Linked DNA regions of Homo sapiens: region 1 is linked to region 2. Evidence: chromatin loops called from intact Hi-C (ENCODE). Cell type or tissue: heart right ventricle. All regions are shown on one strand.

Region 1 (5,000 bases), 160 kb after region 2:
AGTCTCATTCTCCCTGTCCTCTCCCTTGCAGGGACCACTTCCCCACGAAACCACCTGCACTGGAGCCCTTGTGTCTCAGATTCTTCTTTCAGTGGAAGCCAAGTCAGATGCACAGAGAACATACCAGGTACCAAGAGGGCTTTGTACTCACTGTGTTCCTTCTCCTAACAGCTCTATGAGGTACAGTCTCTTACTATTTCTAGTTCACAGATGAGAAAAACTGAGGCTCACGAAAGTAATATAATTTCCTCAAAGCCACACATCTAGGAAGTGGCAGAGGCAAAATTTGAACGCAGACATCTGCCTCCAGGGCCCAAATTAGTACATTCCCGGTAACTGAGCTAGGAGAGGGGATGGGAGCAATCCCCGCTGTGGCCCCCTACATCCATCCAGCACATGGGTTGAAGACTCAAATGCTTTGGGGGAGCCAGGGAATTAATGTTACTATCCTATATAGCAGCTGGGTCAGGTGCAATAGAGAGCGGTAGAGAGTGCGGTGAACAGAAAAGTGGATTCCCATCTAAAGGGCAGCCACAAGTCCAGGAGGGGCCAGAGGCAGGGCCCTTCCAGTGCACATGGGCTCAAGTCAGTTTCAGACCATTGCAGCCTGGTGGAAATGTTGGTCCAGTGTTGCCAGATTTGACTTTGCAAAAGAAGCCAGAAACCTGTATTTTTAAAATAAATTGGCTGGCAATTGGTAGGGAAAAAAAAAAAGCTTAATAAAAATCCATATCTGAGGCTGAGCATAGTGGCTCATGCCAGAGTTTTGGGAGGCTGAGGCGGGAGGATCATTTGAGCCCCGGAGTTTGAGACCTGCCTGGGCCACATAATGAGACCCTGTCTCTAAAAAGAATAAAAAAAGTAGCTGGACATGGTGGCGTATGCATGCAGTTCCAGCTACTCAGGAGGCTGAGTTGGGAGGATTGCTTTAGCCAGGAGTTCGAGGCTGCAGTGAGCTATGATCACACTGTTGCACTCAGCCTGGGCAACAGAACAAGACCCTGTCTCAAAAAAAAAAAAAAAAAAAGAAAGAAAGAAAAAAACAAAAAACAAAAAACCCAAACCCTGCTGGGCGTGGTGGCTCACTCCTGTAATCCCAGCACTTTGGGAGGCCGAGGTGGGCATATCAGCTGAGGTCAGGAGTTCAAGACCAAGCTGGCCAATATGGTGAAACCCCATCTCTACTAAAAATACAAAAATTAGCTGGGCGTGGTGGCACACGCCTATAGTCCCAGCTACTTGGGAGGCTGAGACAGCAGAATCACTTGAACCCAGGAGGCGGAGGTTGCAGTGAGCTGAGATTGCACCATTGTGCTCCAGCCTGGGTGACAAGAGCGAAAATCTGTCTCAAACAAACAGACAAACAAACAACCCAAACCCATATCTGGGTCAGTTTCAGCCCAGGAGTCAACATTTGTGGGTTCTGATCTGCTAGGACTGCCCCAGGTACTGGGACCGCCCATCCCCACTGAAGAGGAAGAAGAGTATCTTTTGAGATGAATGGTCCCCCGGCCTGACCCAGCCGGGTGGTGCCCACTTTACCTGCATTGTGTTCATCCATGGAGAAGGCCTTGTTCTCCATATAGGCCCGCGGCAGCTGCACGTCCTCCTCGAAGGCCGTCTCCCGCATCCTGGGCTGCGACGTGTCGAAGTAGTTGGGCGTGTTCTCCTGCAGGGCTGGCAGAAGGGTGCAGTGGATCTCAGGGATGGCGTGGAAGATGACGAAGACCCAGCCGCTGGCCGCCAGCGTGATGGCCAAGGTGGGGTCGTTCCAGGCATCCCCCTGCTGCAGCTTGACATTGCCGAAGAGGTACATGGTCATCCAGGCCACCCAGATGAGCACAGAGAGGAAGGCTGTGATGAGGAGGAAGGCCCCGTTCAGCTTCCACCTCTTGAACTTGCCGCACAGAGTGAAGAGGGCCAGCCCCAGGGTGACCACAAGCAGTACCATGTCGTAGATGAGGGCCATCACAAAGTCCATGGGCTCGTAGGCGCAGGCTGGCCTTGTGTCACGCAGCACGGTGAGCACCAGCCACTCCACAGCGATGATGACTTGCACCAGCATCAGGCACAGCGCCAGGCCCACCAGCTGCCAGCCCGCGGGGCCCGTGCCATGCCGCACCAGCCTCCGCACGCGCCATGCCTGGCTCAGCAGGCAGGAGAAGCAGAGCGCAAAGAGGACGCCCCAGAGGAAGCGGCGGACAGAGCAGATGGTCTCGTCCTCCTGGATGATGAAGGCAAACGTCAGCCCAAAGAGGCCCAGGGTCCCCAGGAGGAACAGAAAGTGGAGGCCCACAGGGCTCTTCTTCTCCTTCTCCTTGATGAAGGGCAGCCGCACCAGGAGGATGAGCATCAGGAGCAGTGTGATCAGGGCGCCCGCCCCGGCCACCGCCTCCACCACAATGCCCCAGATGGCGTCCAGGTCGCACAGGGACACGTACTGAGGGAGGAGGTCCAGCCCACAGCCTCGGGATGTGCTGGCGTTTTCAGAGGCCACCGAGGTGATCACGAAGAGCAGGAGGAAGGTGAGCACCTGGTGAGCTCTCATCTTTCTCTCTGATGCCACGAACATTCTAGAAAAGCCAAGAGGGGAATGGTTGGGGGGAAGGAAAGATGAATTCATTGGAAGACTCCCCCTCTCCTGACTTCTTGAAGAAGACTCGCCTCATTTCAAACCTGCAAGCGCACACGGCACCTTTGCACACATAGGAAAACGTGCTCCTTTCCTCAGGCACGGAGGTTTTGGGACCCATCTGTACCCTTGGCTGGGTGCAGTGAAGAACCGTGAATCATCATCACTGGTGGCTGAAGGACAGGGTAGGAGGGAGGCCAACTTCTCTGTATACCCTTTTGTATTCTTTGAATTGGATACTCTGTGCCACATCTGACCTCTTGAAAAATAAGAGGAAGGCTGGGCGTGGTGGCTCATGCTTGTAATCCCAGCAGTTTGGGAGGCAGAGGCGGGCGGATCACGAGGTCAGGAGTTCAAGACCAGCCTGGCCAACACAGTAAAACACCGTCTCTACTAAAAAATACAAAAATTAGCTGGGCATGGTGGCGGGCGCCTGTAATCCCAGCTACTTGGGAGGCTGAGGCAGCAGAATTGCTTGAACCTGGGAGGCGAAGGTTGCAGTGAGCTGAGCTCGTGCCACTAAACTCCAGCTTGGGCGACAGAGCTAGACTCCGTCTCCAAAAAAAAAAAAAAAAACCAAAGAAAGAAAAATAAGGGGAAAAAAATGAAACTTTAAAGACACAGCCACAGGCCAAGTGCTGCACTGGGAGAATGAGTGGCACACATTACCTGGTCTCAGCCTCTCGAGGCTAACAGCTAACAGCCAGGAATTGGACACATCCAGTCCTCACAATGCCCTGTGAGACAGCTCCTATTAGGACCTCCATCTTACAGGTGACAATACAGAGTCTCCAGGAGGTGACAACCTTTGCACAAGGTCACACAACTCAACTCCTGGGTGCGACCTCACTCCGCGGGCTCCCAGCATTTCTTTCCTTTTTTGTTTTTATTTGAGACGGAGTCTGTCTGTCGCCCAGGCTGGAGTGCAGTGGCGCAATCGGAGGCTCACTACAGCCTCTGATTCCCCAGGTTCAAACGATTCTCCTGCCTCAGCCTCCTGAGTAGCTGGGATTACAGGCGTGCGCCACCACGCCTGGCTAAATTTTTTTGTATTTCTAGTAGAGACTAGGTTTCACCATGTTGGCCAGGCTGGTCTCGAACTCCTGACCTCAGGTGATCCACCCGCCTCGGCCTCCCAAAGTGCTGGAATCCCAGCATTTCAAATGTAGTAAACACAAAAGCAGCTGTCTTCCTTGGTTCCAGGCTGCGTCTCTCCCTCACCTCCCACGCTCGCTCTCTAGAACATCTCTGGAGGATTCCCCAGAGTGCCTCTCTCCCTGGGAAACCTGCAGAATTCTCCCTGCTGCCCTCTCTCTTGCCCATATACGAGCTGGAGTCCACACAGCAGCCTCAGCGATGGGCCTAACCCAAGTCTCCTCTTGCCCCTCTGCTCCCTCTGCCTGGCCACTCCTCCTCCCAGTGCTGAGCTCAGCTCTGATGCCATCAACTCAGACTTGGCCAAGGTCACACCCCAGTCCTCTCCACCACAGCCTCTGGTCTAATCACGTCTGTCATTTTTTGGCTGTTTACTTTGTTTCTGCCTTCCCTTCCTCCTGTCCTCCCATCCTCACTTCCTCCATTGCAAGACGTGGCAGGGCAGGGACATGGTCTCTCTTGTTCACCGGCAGACAAGGCTCCTTCAGTCTTGGCACGACTGACATTTGGGCTGGGTTGTTCTCTGTCATGGGGGACTGTGCGTTGCAGGATGCTTAGCAGCATCGCTGGGTTCTACCCACTGGATACCGGTAGCACGTCCCCTCCTCCAACTGTGACAACCCAAAATGTCTCTAGACAGTGCTAGATGTCCCCTGGGGGAGCAAAATCACCTGGATGAGAACCATGGCTGTAGACTCAAGCTCGACACACAGCACCTGGCACGATGTTTAGTAAATACTGAATGAATGAGAAACATAGTGAGGACTGTCCCCTACCTCACGGCTACCAGCTCCTTCCCTTTTTTTTTTTTTTTCTCTAACGGCCCCTTGCTTTTGAAGGGAGCCTGGTCTTTAGGAAAGCCACAGCCCGCACAGCTGGCTGGATGCTTGTTTCCTGGCCTCTCAAGCCAGACTTACTGCCCCAGCTCAACCCACGTGTGGGGTTGTGACCAGCTGCTCTCCCCGGGCTCCAGTACGTCCCTGGGGCTTCCCTAAGTAAATGCGGTATCGACCACCTCACTGTTACAGAGATCCTGTGAGCATCTCAGATCCTGCCCTGGCTGTGAGGCTTTCCAGTGGCATAAATTATTGATGTTACTGAAGGAAAAGGTGCCTGGGGCTGTCGGGCTCATGTCCTTTGCCTACTGATGAGAGGAGGCAGCCTCAGAATAGAAGGCATCCGGCCAGCATTCCGCCCCAGCATCCTGCTCAGG
Region 2 (5,000 bases):
GGAAATTAGCTCAGGACAAATTCTGCTGTGGAGGGAGCCTGCTGCAGGCTAGGGCTGCCTCTGGGGCCTGGACATACTTGGTTCTCCTGCTCCACTCCTCATGCTGGAGGCGAGGGGAAGCGTCGGGAGGCCGAGCGTGCCACCTCCTCGCAGAGCCCTAGCCCCAAACTTACCGTCCACTTCCTGGTTTCAGAAGCTTCCGTTTTGCCTGACTCGCGATCGATCTCTTCTTGCAAGGCCTTTCGCCTCACCTGAGCAAGAAGGATGACAGAAGAGGGCCGTCAGACAGAGATCTTCTTTCAAGCTTAAAACCCAGGACAGAGACGGGGCTGGGGGAACGGAACGTGGGAGGAACTAACACAGCTTGACTCTGCTACAAACAATGGGAAGCTGCTATCATAAGTATTCTCTTAGCATCTCAAGGGCTGCGCCCCTTGGCCTACACTGGGCAGGCTCATTTATCCTCTTTAGCCTCTTAAGAATGAATTTTCCTAGAAACTGAGGCTTAAGAGCTTGCAGTGAGCCAAGATCACGCCACGGCACTCCAGCCTGGGGGACAGAGTGAGACTCCGTCTCAAAAAAAAAAAAAAAAAAAAAAAATCCCCAAGGCCAGAAAGTCCACTTCCCACAGGGATGCATTTGCCACGGGATATGGGAACGACAGAAGCGGAAGCTGATTCACAACAAAACTTCTCCTCTAAATGCTCCTGAATTAGCCCAGGGGGTGGCAGCATGTGTCACCTGCCCAGCTGCAGGGTCTTAGGGACATGTCCCCCACATCCTGCAGCAAGTAACAGGGAATGGCCAGTCGGGCCTCTCGGCCATGGCCACGGCAGCCGGAAGGGCCCCCAGCATGAGGATGGGGAAAGCACGCATTCCCGGCCCGGGAGGTGTGCGTTGGCAGCTGGCCCAGTGGCCTCTGGAGTCCCTGGTGCCCCTGAGACCAGGATCACCTAGCCAGCCTGGCAGGCAGCAAGTGAGACTCCAAGGGTGGCAGGAGGCAGCGGGAGGGGCCTGAGGAGGGTCTGGGCTGTACCTGGTCTATGTGCGCCTCATCCATGTTGCCTTTTTTTTCCAACACCACCTCTAAGTCCGTGTCTGTTTCCTGCAGGAGAGGGCAGAGCTGGCTAAGGTTCAAGTTTACAATGAATGGCCTCTGCCTCTGCACCCAGCCAGGGTGAGACCATGACAAAGTCCAGAAAAGACCTCAGACCACGGCATCACCCCCAGCCCTGCCACCTAGAAACATCTCAGTCAGCAAAGCCCTTCCCATCCCTTCTCTTCCACAATTCTCCCGCAAAACAGTAGTACTAAACTATTTGACGGATGAAGAAACTGAGACTCAGACAGGTAAAGTGACTACAAGGTTACCCCACGGCTCAGGGACTGGTGATTCTAACCCACATCTCCTGACCCAGGGCTTGGTGTCCGACCTTTCCCACTACACACGTCACCTACCTCCTACGGTGACACCAAACTACAGGACAGAGGCCAAGGACCACACTAACATGCACCATGCTCTCCCACCCGCCTTGGCCCTGAAGACACCCTCCAACAGCGAGACCTCAGGCCGGCCACTTTCTTGGGGTTCTTCAGTAACGACAAATGCTGACATTTCATGCGTCCTCACTTGAGAAGTGTGCTGTGCCTGGCACCTAGCGTCACGTGTGTGATGACCCTGGAAGCCCTCTCCATTCCCATCACTCATCCAGGCCTGCAACACATGTGCATTTGCTGGACTGGGTGGGCTGCTGTGGGAGGTAGAGTCCCCCCACAGATGTTAAGCAGAGGGAACTCCCTTTCACTGAGCTCCTGGGAGAAGGGATTCTAGAGTCTGATGGCGGCTGGGCCCAAGCCTCTAGGGTTCCTCCCAACTCCAAGTTTCTGAATAAAGGAAGATGCTGGTAAAACCAAGGCTAATGGACTAGGGCAAAGCTGGGAAAATCCTAGCAACCAAAGCTAACACCTGGAGGCCTTTGATATGGAGGCCACCCCTCCACTCCCCTCCCCCTCTAACCGAGCAATGGGTGGTCCAAGGTCACCCAGCAGATTGGTGCAGAGCTCGGAAGAGAATCTGGGGTTTATGCTAATGGAAAGATGGTCATTTCTGGGGCTCTACTAATACCGGCTTCTACAAGAGGTTACATAGATGGTTTCTGAGAAGGGATAAATGCCAACTTCAGAAGCCAGACTAGCTGAGTTTGAATCCCAACTCCACCTCTTGCCAGCTGTGTGGCCTTAGACAAGGTATTAAGTCTCTGGAGCCTCAGTTTCCTGATCTGTCAAATGGGGGTGCCCACAGCAGCTACCTCACCAGACAGGTAGGAGGATGAGATGGGTTGATACAAAGCAGTCTGGGCATACAGTAAACACTCAAGAAATGTCAGCCACCGGCCACACGGAAGGGCCGGACACTGTCTGGAGCAGGACACACACCCTGAAACAAGACACACACCATCGTTTCGGCCCACACGTCCGTGCACACACCTGAGGACAGGAATGGGGGCCTGGCCCTGGAAGGGGCTCAGCTGGGAAAGGCTGTGGGTCTGGGGAGCCACCAGCCCTCCGGCTCACCTCAGGCCTCCCTCTCCCACTCCAGGCAGCCTGGCAGGCTGAAGACAGCAGGTCTCTGTGGTTTTCACCAAGCCATCATCCACTCCTTCCCTCCTGGTAACAGAACTCCAGTTTTCCTCTCAGAAACTGCCTCCCCGCATCTCAGACGGTGTGGTTTAGTTAGGACTGATACCCGCCCTGTCCTTCACCTCAAGTTTTTTTTTTTTGAGACAGTCCCGCTCTGTCACCCAGGCTGGAGTGCAGTGGCATGTCGGCCCACTGCAACCTCCACCTCCCAGGTTTAAGCAATTCTCGTGCCTCAGCCTCACGAGTAGCTGGGAATACAGGCGCCTGCCATCATGCCCAGCTAGTTTCTGTATTTTTAGTAGAGATGGGGTTTCACCATGTTGGCCAGGCTGGTCTCGAACTCCTGGCCTCAAGTGATCTGCCTGCCTTGGTCTCCCAAAGTGCTGGGATTACAAGCATGAGCCACCGCACCCGGCCACCTTTGGTTTTAGATTAGAGCTTCTGGATAGATTGACCCAACTGAGGCCTGCGATAGTGGCCCTGAGACTTCTGTCATAGATTTACAGGGGCCACCCTTCTTCCTTTGGGGGTGGCTGAACTGCTGGGATGAAAGCCTAGAGCTGCCGGGACCATCAGGTCACAATGTGATGGAGGTGGAGGAGGAGGATGGGCCATAAACCAAGATAGAAAAATACAAAGCCCAGAGCTGAGGAAATCTCATACAGGCATCTCCGGCTACCCAAATCTATTTGATGTATAAATTGTGTATACTGAGCTGTGATGATACTCAGATAGCTACAGGCACTACGTTATCTCATGTTACTTGGTTCCTGAGTTTTGGATAGCAAGTGGCAAGAGTTCAGAAAGCAAGGGATTCATCTGAAAAATTGATCCCAGTTAATTCAGACCCCAACGGCAGACAGGGAAAACTTGGGTGGTTTCAGTAGCAAAGGATACCTGCAATTATCGATGATACTGCATGAGCCCCTAGATCCAGCCATACCTGAAGCTAGTTAACCATAACCTTTCCAATTGCATATATCAATAAACTCCCTATTCTGGCTGAAATTAATTTAACCAGGGTTTTAGCTAAAAGCATGAGTACTCGTGCATGTACAAACATGCACACACGCCTACACACCCCTCCCAAACCCCACCCTTAATTCTCCCACGGCAAAGTCCATTTCTGAAGGAAAAACTACCTCCTTCCAAGGGTCTCCTGCTACCCCACTCTCTTTCCTCTTCTTCTTTTTCTTCCTTTTCAGAGCTGGCTCCTCGATGACTGGCTGCTCTACCTTCTTTTTGGACTTCATCTTTTTCTTTGCGGAGGCCTTAGGGTCATCACTTATGGGGATGTATTCCGGAGCCTCAACTTTGACTGGCTTCTTTTTACTTCCTTTCCTAGGGCTGCTCTCCATGGACCTGGAGGGCTTGGAGTGGCCTGGGAGGGCATCTCCCTCCTGGTGGATTTTTTTTTTCTTCTTCACCTTCCCATTGTGTTCTCTGGGGCTCTTCCGCTTCCGTTTCTGCCCCAAGGCTGCCTGTTCCTCATCCTTCTTCCCCACTGAGCAAGTGTCCCCAACATCCCTGGCCTCCCTGGCCTCACAGAACCAAGGGTCCTGGACCGAGAAGGCTGTGGGGTCCTGGGCCCCCTTTTTTTCCTTCTTGTGTTTTTTGAGCTTCTTGCCAACTCTGGTTTCCTCCTCACCCTGTCTAGGGTCTGGGGAGGTTTTCACCCCAGAGGCATGGGACATGGCTAGAGGTGACTTCTTATTTTTCTTTTCCCCACTGAGGAACTCCAAGTGGCCAAACACCTGCTTCCTGAGGCTGGGTGACTTCTCTGTCCGTCTAGCAGGCAGCGTGGTCTCAGGTTCTACATGCTCCTCGCAAAGGGTGCTGACACCCTTCTTTTTCTTCTTCTTTTTCTTCACTAGAGGCATCTCAGGTGCCTGCCCATGGGCCACACTCTTAGAGGGGGATGTAGCTCTTAAAGGAGAAACATCAGCAAAGTAATCATCATTGTTTAAAACTGAGTATCGAGTCTCTGGTTCTTTGACCACTTTCTTCTTCTTTTTCTTCTCTGGGAGCCCAAGGTCTACTTTGTGTGTCTTGGTGATCATTCCTGAAAAAACAAATGGTACAAGTTATCCCATACCAAGCCATCCTGTGTTCAATTCTACTAAGCATTGCCAAGAGCCATGTTTCTTTGAGTGGGTGGTCAAAGCGTTGTGGGACAGGGAAAATGGACATGATTCCTTTAAAGCAAAAAAAGAAATACTACAGAAACAGCGTAAATTTTAAATCCACACAGCCCTAGGTTCAAACCTAAATGCCTCTCTCACCTTAAGTAAATCAGCTAACCTCCCTGAGCCTCAATTTCTCCATCTGGAAAATGGGGGAATATAACACCTCCCTCCTCA

Evidence for each region. Hi-C counts contacts between places; a loop is a spot of excess contacts. Peaks named below come from ENCODE experiments on the same cell type or tissue, not always from the same donor. Only the 100,000 strongest peaks of a DNase experiment are listed, where the experiment ranks them.
Region 1: a loop joins it to region 2, with 4 times the contacts of the local background. A loop is called at or near these places in 77 of 110 quality-filtered maps.

What each region holds. Positions count from the first base shown.
Region 1 is chr16:19,870,274-19,875,273 of GRCh38, forward strand. GPRC5B (G protein-coupled receptor class C group 5 member B) reads right to left here. Exons shown (of 4, transcript NM_016235.3): 2 at 1,543-2,573. The coding sequence starts at 2,572. Among named protein-coding and RNA genes, the nearest start is that of GPRC5B, 12 kb to the right of the region's middle. RefSeq lists an enhancer at 1,909-2,409. In heart right ventricle, no CTCF peak of the experiment used is centred here; no DNase peak of the experiment used is centred here; H3K27ac peaks cover 1,771 bases.
Region 2 is chr16:19,710,336-19,715,335 of GRCh38, forward strand. It overlaps KNOP1 (lysine rich nucleolar protein 1), which reads right to left. Exons shown (of 5, transcript NM_001012991.3): 2 at 3,783-4,702; 3 at 1,037-1,105; 4 at 174-251. The coding sequence starts at 4,700. Among named protein-coding and RNA genes, the nearest start is that of KNOP1, 5.4 kb to the right of the region's middle. RefSeq lists enhancers at 1-168, 169-895, 1,621-2,346 and a silencer at 232-526. In heart right ventricle, no CTCF peak of the experiment used is centred here; no DNase peak of the experiment used is centred here; H3K4me3 peaks cover 747 bases; H3K27ac peaks cover 1,471 bases.